Regions from separate parts of the Homo sapiens genome. Here region 1 is linked to region 2. Evidence: read pairs that join two places in POLR2A ChIA-PET (ENCODE). Cell type or tissue: MCF 10A. All regions are shown on one strand. Each heading gives the region's core, and the rest is flanking DNA. Links, peaks and the distances in the headings are about the cores only. Region 1 holds the start of H4C5 (H4 clustered histone 5). Region 2 holds the start of TRR-ACG1-1 (tRNA-Arg (anticodon ACG) 1-1).

Region 1 (5,373 bases), core at 1-5,000, 130 kb before region 2:
ATCCTAATCCCTGGAGTCTGCAAATTCCTGGAGTCTTTGTTAGGTAACATGACAAAGGGCAACTAAGGTTTCCATGGAATTAAGGCTACTAATTGGCTGACCTTAAAGTAAGGAGATTATATTGCATGTTATGAATTAGCCCAATATAATTACAAAGATTCTTAAAAGTGGAAGAGGGAATTGGAATAGAGAACTAGAGATATGGCAGCATGAGAAAAATTTGGCCATAAATTGCAGACTTTGAAAATGAAAGAAAAGGACCATGATCTAAGGAGAGAGTGGCATCTATCAGTTAAAAAGGCAAGGGAAAAGATACAGGCTCTTTATTTCTTTACTTAATATCAAGCCAACACCTTGACACTTTTGCTCAGTAAGATCTGTGACTGAGTCCCAATTTTTAAAACTATATAATTACAAATTTGTATTTTTTAATCATAAAATGTGATAAATTTTCAAACCAGCAATAGGAAACCAATACACCCATGCAAGTTTAAAGACTGAGTAATGTACCAGCCCCAGCCCGGGACCCTACAGCTGCTGAGATGTTGATGCGTAAGAAGAACTGGATTGCCATTTATGAACTCCTTTTTAAGGAGGGAGTCATGGTGGCCAAGAAGGATGTCCATATGCCTAAGCACCTAGAAATGGCAGACAAGAATGTGCCCAACCTTCGTGTCATGAAGGCCATGCAGTCTCTCAAGTCCCAGGGCTACTTGAAGGAACAGTTTGCCTGGAGACATTTCTAGTGGTACCTTACCAATGAGGGCATCCAGTATCTCTGTAATTACCTTCATCTGCCCACAGAGATTGTGCCTGCCACCCTACACCACAGCCGTCCAGAGACTGGCAGGCCTCCGCCTGAAGGTCTGGAGGGTGAGCAACCTGCAAGACTCACAAGAGGGGAAGCCGACAGAGATACCTACAGACGGAGTGCTGTGTCCCCTGGTGCTGACAAGAAAGCCAAGGCTGGGGCTGGGTCAACAACCGAATTCCAGTTTAGAGGCAGATTTGGTCGTGGGCCTGGTCAGCCACCTCAGTAAAACTGGAGAGGATTGTTTTGCATTGAATAAACTTACAGCCGAAAAAACTTAAAAAAAAAAAATTCAGTAATGTATTAACTAATGTTCTATTAAATTACAATTTTATATATATAATACAAATATGTAAATACTATTAAAATTATTATAGAAGCATGTAAATTCTTCCTAAATATCACAGTCTCACAGAGTTTTGATATTGCTGGCATTTTAACAGCAGCAATTTACAGTTCCTTTTTGTTTAGTTTCTACATATTTGATTTCTTTTCACAGTAGAAGTCCTAACATTTGCATGCCTAGCAGGGCATACAAATTAACTAACATGTACCCAGTAGCCTTCGAACTGAAGACTCAAAGATACAGGGGAAATCATACATTTTTATGCTTAGATTCAACAAAGTAGGGACAGCTGTGTAGAAATATGATTGGACACAAAGGGTACGAGCTAATGCTAATAGACTGAGCTAATGATAATAGCCCAGCAAGGCCTGTCTATATTCTTGGACTTTCTTGGGCAGCATTCTCTCCTCCTGGGAATAGGACAAGCCCTCTCTTGAATCGGGGTCTTATGACCTACAATCAAACGAGGTAGGCCAGGCAATTTCTTTACTGCCAGTTTTTACACAAAAAGGCAGAAGGAAAGTTGGATTCATATTTTTTAGGTTTTATGGCTAGCTTTGAGTCTAGCTTTGGTTTATATGTTCCATCTTGGGAAGGAAGCAGTCTAGTTCCTATAGCTAGCTTCGGGGAAGAATGGGAGGGAGAAAGAGGAAGGTAGGAGAAGGAGAAAAAGTTACTACGGAGGCCTTCATTTTGTAGCATTGTTTTCTGAGTCCCAACACCTTTTATTTTAAAAGCCTGTAGGAAGTCGCCTATTTAATAACTTGGCCCATTACACGTTGCCAATTCTCTTGTGATAAAGGCTGCTACCAGCATCAAAGAGAACAGAAAACTAACAATAGAGAAGTAAACATTAACACACCAGTGAGTTTCTAGGTTTAGATGTGCGAGTTGGCTAGATATTTAAATGATAATTATAAATTTTAATAAACAGGGAAGAAAGAAAAATAAGCCAAAAATGTAATACGGGCGTCCACAGCGAGGACCAGAATTCATGGGATCAAAAATTTTTTTTTCTTTTCTTTGAGACGGAGTTCCGCTCTTGTTGCACAGGCTGGAGTGCAATGGTGTGATCCGGGCTCACCGCAACCTCTGCCTCCTGGGTTCAAATGATTCTCCTACCTCAGCCTCCTAAGTAGTTGGGATTACAGGTATGCGCCACCAGGCCCGGCTAATTTTGTATTCTTAGTAGAGATGCGGTTTTTCCGTGTTGGAGACTGGTATTGAACTCCCGACCTCAGGTGATCCGCCCGCCTCAGCCTCCCAAAGTGCTGGGATTACAGGCGTGAGCCACAACGCCCGGCGGGATCACTAATTATCCGTGTTTTTCTCTTCGGGAGGAAAATCCTTTTGGTCAGATTTCCCTTGGCTTGGTGGTGGAGAGGGTGAGATCTTGCAGTTTTCAAACACTTCCTAAGGGGGTTCCGTCCCCAAGAGAGCAAGCAGCAGAAATGCCAGAGGAACCGTGCCTATGGGGACAAAGCTGAACTCCTCATGGAAGGAGATTACTGCAGTTCCGGTCTTGTGAGCCAAAGCTCCTGTTCAATCGTCCTAGAGCATCCCAAGCAGCAAATGATTTTAAACATGTTAATGTATTTAATCTCATTTAGTTGTTAAAATATGCCTAAATTTCCTCTTTGGGAACGCAAGACTTGCAGAGATGACTCCATGGAGAGCGGACTCTGCCGGCGGGAACTGGAGTCGTTGGTGACGTCATCCCAGTCTGATCTGTGAAGGGTAGGGCCAGCAGGCAGCACCAAAGTTCCCGTATGCGCGTTTTCAGTCTTCATTTAGGTCCGAATTCCCGGCATATAAGAATACTACCGTCGCTTGTTTTTCAGATTTTTGCGGCTATTTTCGTTGGTGTGTTGGTCATGTCTGGTCGCGGCAAAGGCGGAAAGGGACTGGGTAAAGGAGGCGCTAAGCGTCACCGTAAGGTCCTGCGAGATAACATCCAGGGCATTACCAAGCCTGCCATCCGGCGCCTTGCTCGTCGCGGGGGTGTCAAGCGCATTTCTGGTCTCATCTACGAGGAGACTCGCGGGGTTCTGAAGGTGTTTCTGGAAAACGTGATTCGTGATGCTGTGACTTACACGGAGCACGCCAAACGCAAGACAGTGACAGCGATGGATGTGGTCTACGCGCTGAAGAGACAGGGACGCACTCTTTACGGCTTCGGCGGCTAATGCTACCGCTTAAACGACTCAGCATCTCGACTTCCCAAATCAAAGGCCCTTTTCAGGGCCGCCCACAGTTTTCCGCAAAAGAGCTCATGACTTGTTAGACGATTGGTTGGTCTCTTTATAAGTTAATTGTTCCTGTCAACAGGTACGTATATTTTTCAGCCGTTTTTTTTTTTTCGTTCCAAATTACATTTGGGGTTTCGGCATACGATTTTTTAGGCTACGATCCTTTTATGTTTATTGTAGTAGGGCCTTAGATTGCACTGAAAAGGCTAGGGTAATAGTGTCTGTTTACCTTACCACTTTTATTTTGAGTACCTAAAAATGCATGGTTTTCGACATAAGTGGGAAAACCGCAAGACACTGCGTAACCGCTCAAAATGGCGGAGAGCGAAGAACAAAGCCGGTGCCTGGCAATGGGCCGGACCCGCGAATTAGCGCAACCAATCATCTTCCTGGAAAGGAGTGTGGGCCTTAAATTCTAGCGGCCTGTTTTCTATTACTTAACCTAACGACCGAGTTTAGGTGTGTAGAAGTTCCTGGGGTAGATAAGCTCACGCAAGGAGAGGTTGCAAGCATTCATTTCGGAATTCTATTAAGCCAACCCAGTTGTCCCTTAGAAGTTATGATATTTGCTGTTTTTTGAATAAAAGAATTTGACTCTCTTTAAACCCTAAAGCTTGAAATTTAGCATTTATCTCACATGAGACAAATGTTTAGGAACTCATGTTTAGGAACTCATGTTCCTGCCTGAGGCAGGAACTGAAACACCAGATCACTTGCATCGAGACCGTGAGACTCCCTATGTTTCATCCATCATGATTGCGTCCTTATCCCTCCCTGATTTCCTGTTTTCTCGCCCTTCTCGCTACATAAGCCCCCCAATTTTGGTCGGGGAGACGGATTTGTGATTTCATCTCCTCCCTCATGAATACTCATAGAATTTTTCCAAACCTACTGAATCTGTATGTAAGGTTGACTCTGTAAGGCATATATATATTCCAGCTCCCCTTCACTGCCACAGAGCGCTCATTCCATCCTGGGATTACTTCTCCCTCTGAAAATAAAGTCTTTGTTACTTCCTGCTTGGATCTCATTGTCTATTGTTCAAAAAAGATATGTCGTCATTCCACAGTTATGCCCCAGATGTCTTGGAGATGTGGTTTGTTTAAAGAAGGATCCAGCCATAACTTCCGTTGTGTCTCCAGTTTTCTTATCTAAAACAGGCTCCTCTCCCCTACTTCCCCATTTTTGAACATTGATTTCTCGGAGACCAGACTTACAGAATGTTTTTGTTTTGCTTTTGTTTTGTATTGGCTTGATTCTTAATCGTTTTACTTGGCTTCTGTACTCCCCATGTCCTGTAAAGTACAAGTGACTTTCATACACTTAATTGAAATCGGGTGAATATGCCTGTCAGGAACAGTTTACAGATGTAATGTACATAGTACACTACATCAGAAACACATGATGTCCGGTTTATGTAAATTCCAAGTGATAGAAAAATCGCAAGTTTGGGCTGGGCACAGTGGCTCATGCCTCTATTCCGAGCACGTTGGGAGGGCAAGGTGGGTCGATCACCTGAGGTCAGGAGTTCAAGACTAGTCTGGCCAACATGGTGAACACCTGACTCTATTAAAAATAAAAAAATTAACTGGGCATGGTGGCAGGCACCTGTAATCCCAATTAATCAGGAGGCTGAAGCAGGAGAATCGCTTGAACCCAGGAGGAAGAGGTTGTAGTGAGCCAAGGTGGTACCACTGCACTCCAGCCTGGGCAACAGAGAAAGACTGCCAAAAAAATTAAAAAAAAAAAAAACCGTTGGTTTAGGGTGATAGTTCCATTGAAAATCAGATTTTTCTTCTAGCCAGCAAGTTGTCCGTAGGCTGATACTTTGAAATCAGGAAAATAAATAGTTACTTTGAATGTCATTTTTAAAAAGTGTGAGCTCGTGCATATATATGAAAAGCATCATGTTATTGGTGCTAAGGCACTAGTTCGAGGAGAAAAAGTTTTATGAGGATGTTAATGTA
Region 2 (5,383 bases), core at 205-5,204:
GCAGGACAATTTCAATTTATGTCTCAGAGGTCCTCAAAATGGATTTCTCATTGCCCAAAGTAAACCTTATCTCTGATCTTTTACAAGTTACATCATAATGGATATTTCATTGTTCAGGAAGGAATCATTGTGCACAAGGATGGATTTCTCATTACCCACGAAGGAATCATACTTCATGAGTAAAACAAGTCAAAGGAACAAATAAAACTATATTTTGTTTTAATTGGAGGGTTTTGGGTTCAAAATCCTTATGATCAGAAAGAAATAAAATTTCATATATTCATGTATAGGAGGACGCGGTAATCCCAAAACGTTTTTTTCTATAGGTATAACGCCTGTCTTCGTTCGTCAGAGGGCCAGTGGCGCAATGGATAACGCGTCTGACTACGGATCAGAAGATTCCAGGTTCGACTCCTGGCTGGCTCGTTCGACTTTAGTGGAAACTTTGAGGTTTACATAAATGCCCCTTCCCTGGGCACTCATATACATTTTATGTATTTTATCATTTTAATTTTTAAAAGAATTACACAAGATGACAAAAATTTTTATAATATAGACTCCAGCTTCAGTTCACTATTGTTTTACATACATAAGAGTTTTTTTTTTTTAAATCACATCACTAAATTGATAAGTTTCAGAACTGACCAATTTTCACATTGCTTGATAAAACTTAATACAGGGGAATTTTTTTTTCTTTTTTTGAGATGTATCACTGTGTCGCCCAGGCTGCAGAGCAGTGGCGCGATCTCAGCTCACCGCAACCTCTGCTTCCTGAGTTCAAGCGATTCTCCTAGCCTCAGCCTCCAGAGTAGCTGGGATTACAGGCATGTGCCACGACACCCAGCTAATTATTTTTGTATTTTTAATAGAGAGGAGGTTTCGCCATGTTGGCCAGGCTGGTCTGGAACTCCTGATCTCAAGTGATCAGCCCGCCTCGCCCTCCCAAAGTGCTAGATTACAGGCGTGAGCCACCACGTCCGTTTGGGAAAACCTTGTGTCATTCTGTGAGAGTTACGATTGAGAATTCACAAACAGAAAATTTCTAGATAGCAAACAATTTTGGTTTCTTTTCTATCCTTTTCGCATACTCATAATTTCAAGAATCACTTGAAACAAAAATCAAGTCTCTTCTCTGCTCCCTGTCCTCTAGCAATTTTTAAAGTTATTGAAACATATTCCTGATTTGCATTATAGAAAACACCCAAAGAACATTCTCAGCTTACCACATATGCGCCTGAACTTGAAGTTTGTTGATTCCTTCTAAGTTTTGTTGGCAGGACGTGAACTCAGCTATTAAATTCCTGGTAAAGCGAGAGGTACAATATGTGACATATAATAACATGTACGACGTTTAAGAAAACTTTTGGCACCTATAGTCGTGGCTGAGTGGTTAAGCCTACTTTTTAAACATTTAAATAGCTTATTTTAAAATTATTTACCTACATATCTCTAAATAATATGTTTGTATGGACCTTCTGTTGACTTTATATAAGAGGAGTAACTGGTTCACTTTCTTCTTCACACCCCAGGACCCCCGACACACACATGCTCCCTTTCTAAGTCTTCTCATATGGTTATAGCACAATACATGATACTTTAATATTTGTAGCTTAAAATATGACAACTTTATAAACATAATTCAACAAGTGGGCAAAGAAATACATTGTTAAGTTTTCCTTTCCTTGCAATTTTTATTTTTCCCCGGCATTAGTACATAACTGTCTTTTCTTGTTGTTTTACTGCTTAAGCTTCTAGACACTTTTCATTAATTCAACCCCAAGCATTTCGTCAGTTGTCTAAACATTTCTCCAAAAGTTCAAAAGCTTTGCACAGTCTGTAGATTTCATCCTACTTTAAACATGTCTCCTTATGCATCTGTATTAGTTTGAGTAAACAGAAAAATAAGAACAGGAAAAAAAGTGTCACCTACAGCCTGCTCAAATCTGGACATGTTACTATATGTCACATATGGTACCTCTCATTTTACTAGGGATTTAATAATACTAGGTGAGTTCATGTCCTACTAATAAAACTCGGAAGGAATAGCTGAAATAACTTTTGAAGTTTGCTGTAAATATTAGTGTTTGTAATTATGCAGAACGGCGGTTTAGAGTTTTATCTTTGCTCTACCATTTACTAGCTGCATGACTTTGGGCAAGTTAGTTAACCTCTGCAAACCCCAACTTGCAGACAAACCCCAATTTGTCTCATTTGTAAAGTAAGAGTAATAGCAAGTATTTACTTCGTAGAATTGCGAGGAATAAATGATTCAGAACTTGGAATAGTGCATGGTATCTATTAACTGTTCAAACAATCAAAGCTAAAACTACTGCTTTTGTTATTTTTAATCTAATTAGGATAGTAATGTATTGCAACCAGAGATATAGATCTCTGAGAGAGGTGCAAATCAAAATAAGTTCCCTTACGGTGTCCATGACAATTATACCAATTTCCTCCTCCTATGAGGTAGATCTATTTTTGGAAGGGGGAAAAACAAATCCACAAAACGCTCCCTAGCAGAGGATGGTTTCGATCCATCGACCTCTGGGTTATGGGCCCAGCACGCTTCCGCTGCGCCACTCTGCTACGCGAGTCACAGGTCCCAGAGTTAATAGTCACCTTTTTTCTAGCGTGTCAAGTTTCCAAATCTCAAAATTATGTCTTCTCTCTTTTTTTTTTTTCCAGAGCAGTAATCTGTTCGTAATATGGCCATAGGCTTAGACTACTACTAAGAAAAGAGTTAATAAGAAATAGGAAAAAGGTTATTTTAGGTACACTTCTCCGATGTAATGTTTGTCACTGTGTATTGTGTGAATGTGTACAGTAAATACATAAGAGAAAATCTGCTAATATTTCAAATGTCATGTTTTAAAGTCATTGTAAGTTATAAAAATTTAAACACTTCTGAAGAAATAAACGTACTTTTCCTTTTTTCCATGTTGTAATTTGCTAATTCATAATCTGTAGGGGGTCTTGAGCCACATGTGGGGAAAAAAACGGCACATTCATGCACATTTTCAGATAATACTATAAGGGGGTTCACGGAATAGCTAGCCTTCTCTGATGTAATGGTTCATTCCCTGTATGAATTTGAGAAAGTAACTGCATTCAGGTTTTCTGCCTCTGGAAATCAAGTGACTTCTTCCGTGATTTGCAGGGAGGGTTGAGGAAATCGCAGAGATCCAGGGAAGTTCAATGGAATCGCTTTAGCCTGGAACAGCTGATCCAAATATGAAGCAGGTAAGCTTAGGTCATCCACTCAAACCAGACTACGTCTCTGCGAAGATCTGCTAAGCTTCTGAAGGTTGGAGAGACAGACATGGATGAAAAGATAAGGCCGCGGGCGTGGGAGTGAGTATGGAGAGAAGTCCAGGAGGGTTTAACAATAGGGATGAGTTGCTGAAGAGTATAATTCAGAATGTTTGCAATAAAAGAGTGAAAACGTCTCTATAAACCCGGAAATAAGCCCCAAAATACCATAACATATTCCTGTATATATCTTCCTACTAAAAAAAGAGAAGGGGGTAGTTTTGAGGAGGCTAAAGTAACTGAGTATACAAGTGCCTAAGAGAAGCAGGAAAAGCAACTTTTTTCCCCCTGTAATATGTAATGTACTCCCCGCCATACAGTTATCTGAGCCAGCGAGCTAAAAACTGTTGACCCCGACGTGATTTGAACACGCAACCTTCTGATCTGGAGTCAGACGCGCTACCGTTGCGCCACGAGGTCTCCGGGACACCTACGTTTTATTTACCTGTCAATCTGATTCATGAAAATAATTTCGGTACTGGTGAAGACCAGGCAGCTATTAACAGATACAAAATAGTGCCTAGCTGCTTCCCTCTCGGTAAAATTGCTGTCCGCCCAATCACTGATTTTCTCTGCCTCTGAATTGCTTCATTTTCACCTGTTCTTGTTTATATTTCATTCCGTTTCTTACCTAGTTTTCCCTGTATATTCCAAATATAGACGTCTTGGGAGTTTCGTTGTTTTTATCTTTATAGAAATACATTCTGTTGAAGGTCAGTCGCTTTGGAATGGGGTTGTAGAGAGGAGGTAGCGAAGAGGGAATAATGAGGATCCTTCCTCTCCCAACTCCTCATTAAGGAACTCTGATCAAGGTGAGTTTTAAATTCGTTTCCAAAGTTCACTGCAGGTCACAACCAGTGTTTCCGTTAACGAATTCACGCGGGGGCTGGCAGGTTGTTTGTGCTGCATCTTTTCTGAGAGATAACGGCGCCTCCCTGTAGCCTCCGTTCTCAGCTGATGAGAGAGTTGATTTCACACCCCGATAATTCTTCAAAATCAGATCGCTGGACCTGAAACTGACCCTAAAAAGAACAAGAAATCCTGTCATCAGGAGTAAGTGGGTTATTCTGGCACTGTGCTTTGTTTGGCTGGTTAAAGAACCTGCCTTGGGTAACCAGAGATCGGAGTTTTCTAAAGTCAGCGGGGTTTGTCTGGGGACCCCGAATTTACATACAGACGATCTCCGCAAATAGTGCAGGGGCCGCTTTGAACTCTTAGGAAAAGATATTCCAAAAAGTGGTCCACTGCTATAAAACACTCATCTTTCTCTGAAAATTAAGGACCCCCCGCCTCGCCCCACCCCGCCCCACCTTTTCCCCCGCCTTGCTGTGGACTAGAGAAAGGTTTCCCTGTCTTAATTCTGAAAAACTGTCCAAAGCCCAAGGGCTCCAGCTGGCGATTGTTAAGGACCATAAATCCTAAATTGAAGGAGTTTGTGTTTGACCTGTAGATATCAGAGTAGCTTTGGTAGGTTGTGTGCTGTTATTTGGCTGTTAACAAGCTAAGGTCATTCTACGGGGTTGTGGAAAGAGATTAGGGGGCTTGGGTGAGGGGTGCGTTGGGAGTCAGAAGCAGTGGGCAACGAAATGAACGGGCGTTTCAGAATATAAATAACCGAGGGCTTAGGAGGATCTGCAGCAGCTTACAGAATGAAAGGATACTCCAGATTTGGTGTTACCAGAGAATCCTGTGTGATCTGCTGTTGACTGAAAGTTGAAATACATACTTTTCTCATCTATAAAATTGTGATAATAATATCCACCTCATAGGACTGTTGTGAGTTTATTTACGTATTGTGCGCTAAAAGAGTTTATACATGCTTAGAAAGATGCCTGGCACATCAATTGCTCTCAATAAATGTTAGTATCACTATAAAGTTTGGTGAAATTCTTACTTTGTTTTTTGTTTTTGTTTTGTTTTGTTTTTTGTTGTTTTTGTTTTCAGAGACAGGGTCTCTCTCTCTCTCTGTTACCGAGGCTGGAGTGCAGAGGCTCCAACACAGCTCACTGAAGCCTCAACCTTCAGGGTTCAAGCCATTCTCCTGCCTCAGGTTTCCTAGTAGATGGGACTACAG

What was found. ChIA-PET counts read pairs that join two places held together with the same protein. Peaks named below come from ENCODE experiments on the same cell type or tissue, not always from the same donor. Only the 100,000 strongest peaks of a DNase experiment are listed, where the experiment ranks them.
Region 1: POLR2A ChIA-PET joins it to region 2 with 21 read pairs; 24 of 35 experiments call an interaction of 5 or more read pairs at or near these places.

What each region holds. Positions count from the first base shown.
Region 1 is chr6:26,201,614-26,206,986 of GRCh38, forward strand. H4C5 (H4 clustered histone 5) reads left to right here and starts at 2,997. Exons shown (of 1, transcript NM_003545.4): 1 at 2,997-3,408. The coding sequence starts at 3,032. The coding sequence ends at 3,343. It also overlaps the pseudogene RPS10P1. RefSeq lists enhancers at 2,785-3,034, 3,045-3,184, 4,505-4,584, 4,635-4,734. In MCF 10A, for the core only: no CTCF peak of the experiment used is centred there; DNase peaks (open chromatin) are centred at 2,928, 3,768 and 4,438.
Region 2 is chr6:26,327,787-26,333,169 of GRCh38, forward strand. It overlaps TRR-ACG1-1 (tRNA-Arg (anticodon ACG) 1-1), which reads left to right and starts at 354; the gene lies at 354-426. It overlaps TRX-CAT1-4 (tRNA-iMet (anticodon CAT) 1-4), which reads right to left and starts at 2,586; the gene lies at 2,515-2,586. TRW-CCA3-2 (tRNA-Trp (anticodon CCA) 3-2) reads right to left here and starts at 3,729; the gene lies at 3,658-3,729. It overlaps LOC101928743 (a long non-coding RNA gene), which reads right to left and starts at 4,172. Exons shown (of 3, transcript XR_241992.5): 1 at 3,941-4,172; 2 at 1,224-1,301. It also overlaps LOC124901288. RefSeq lists a silencer at 4,086-4,267. In MCF 10A, for the core only: no CTCF peak of the experiment used is centred there; DNase peaks (open chromatin) are centred at 355, 2,595, 3,255 and 3,725.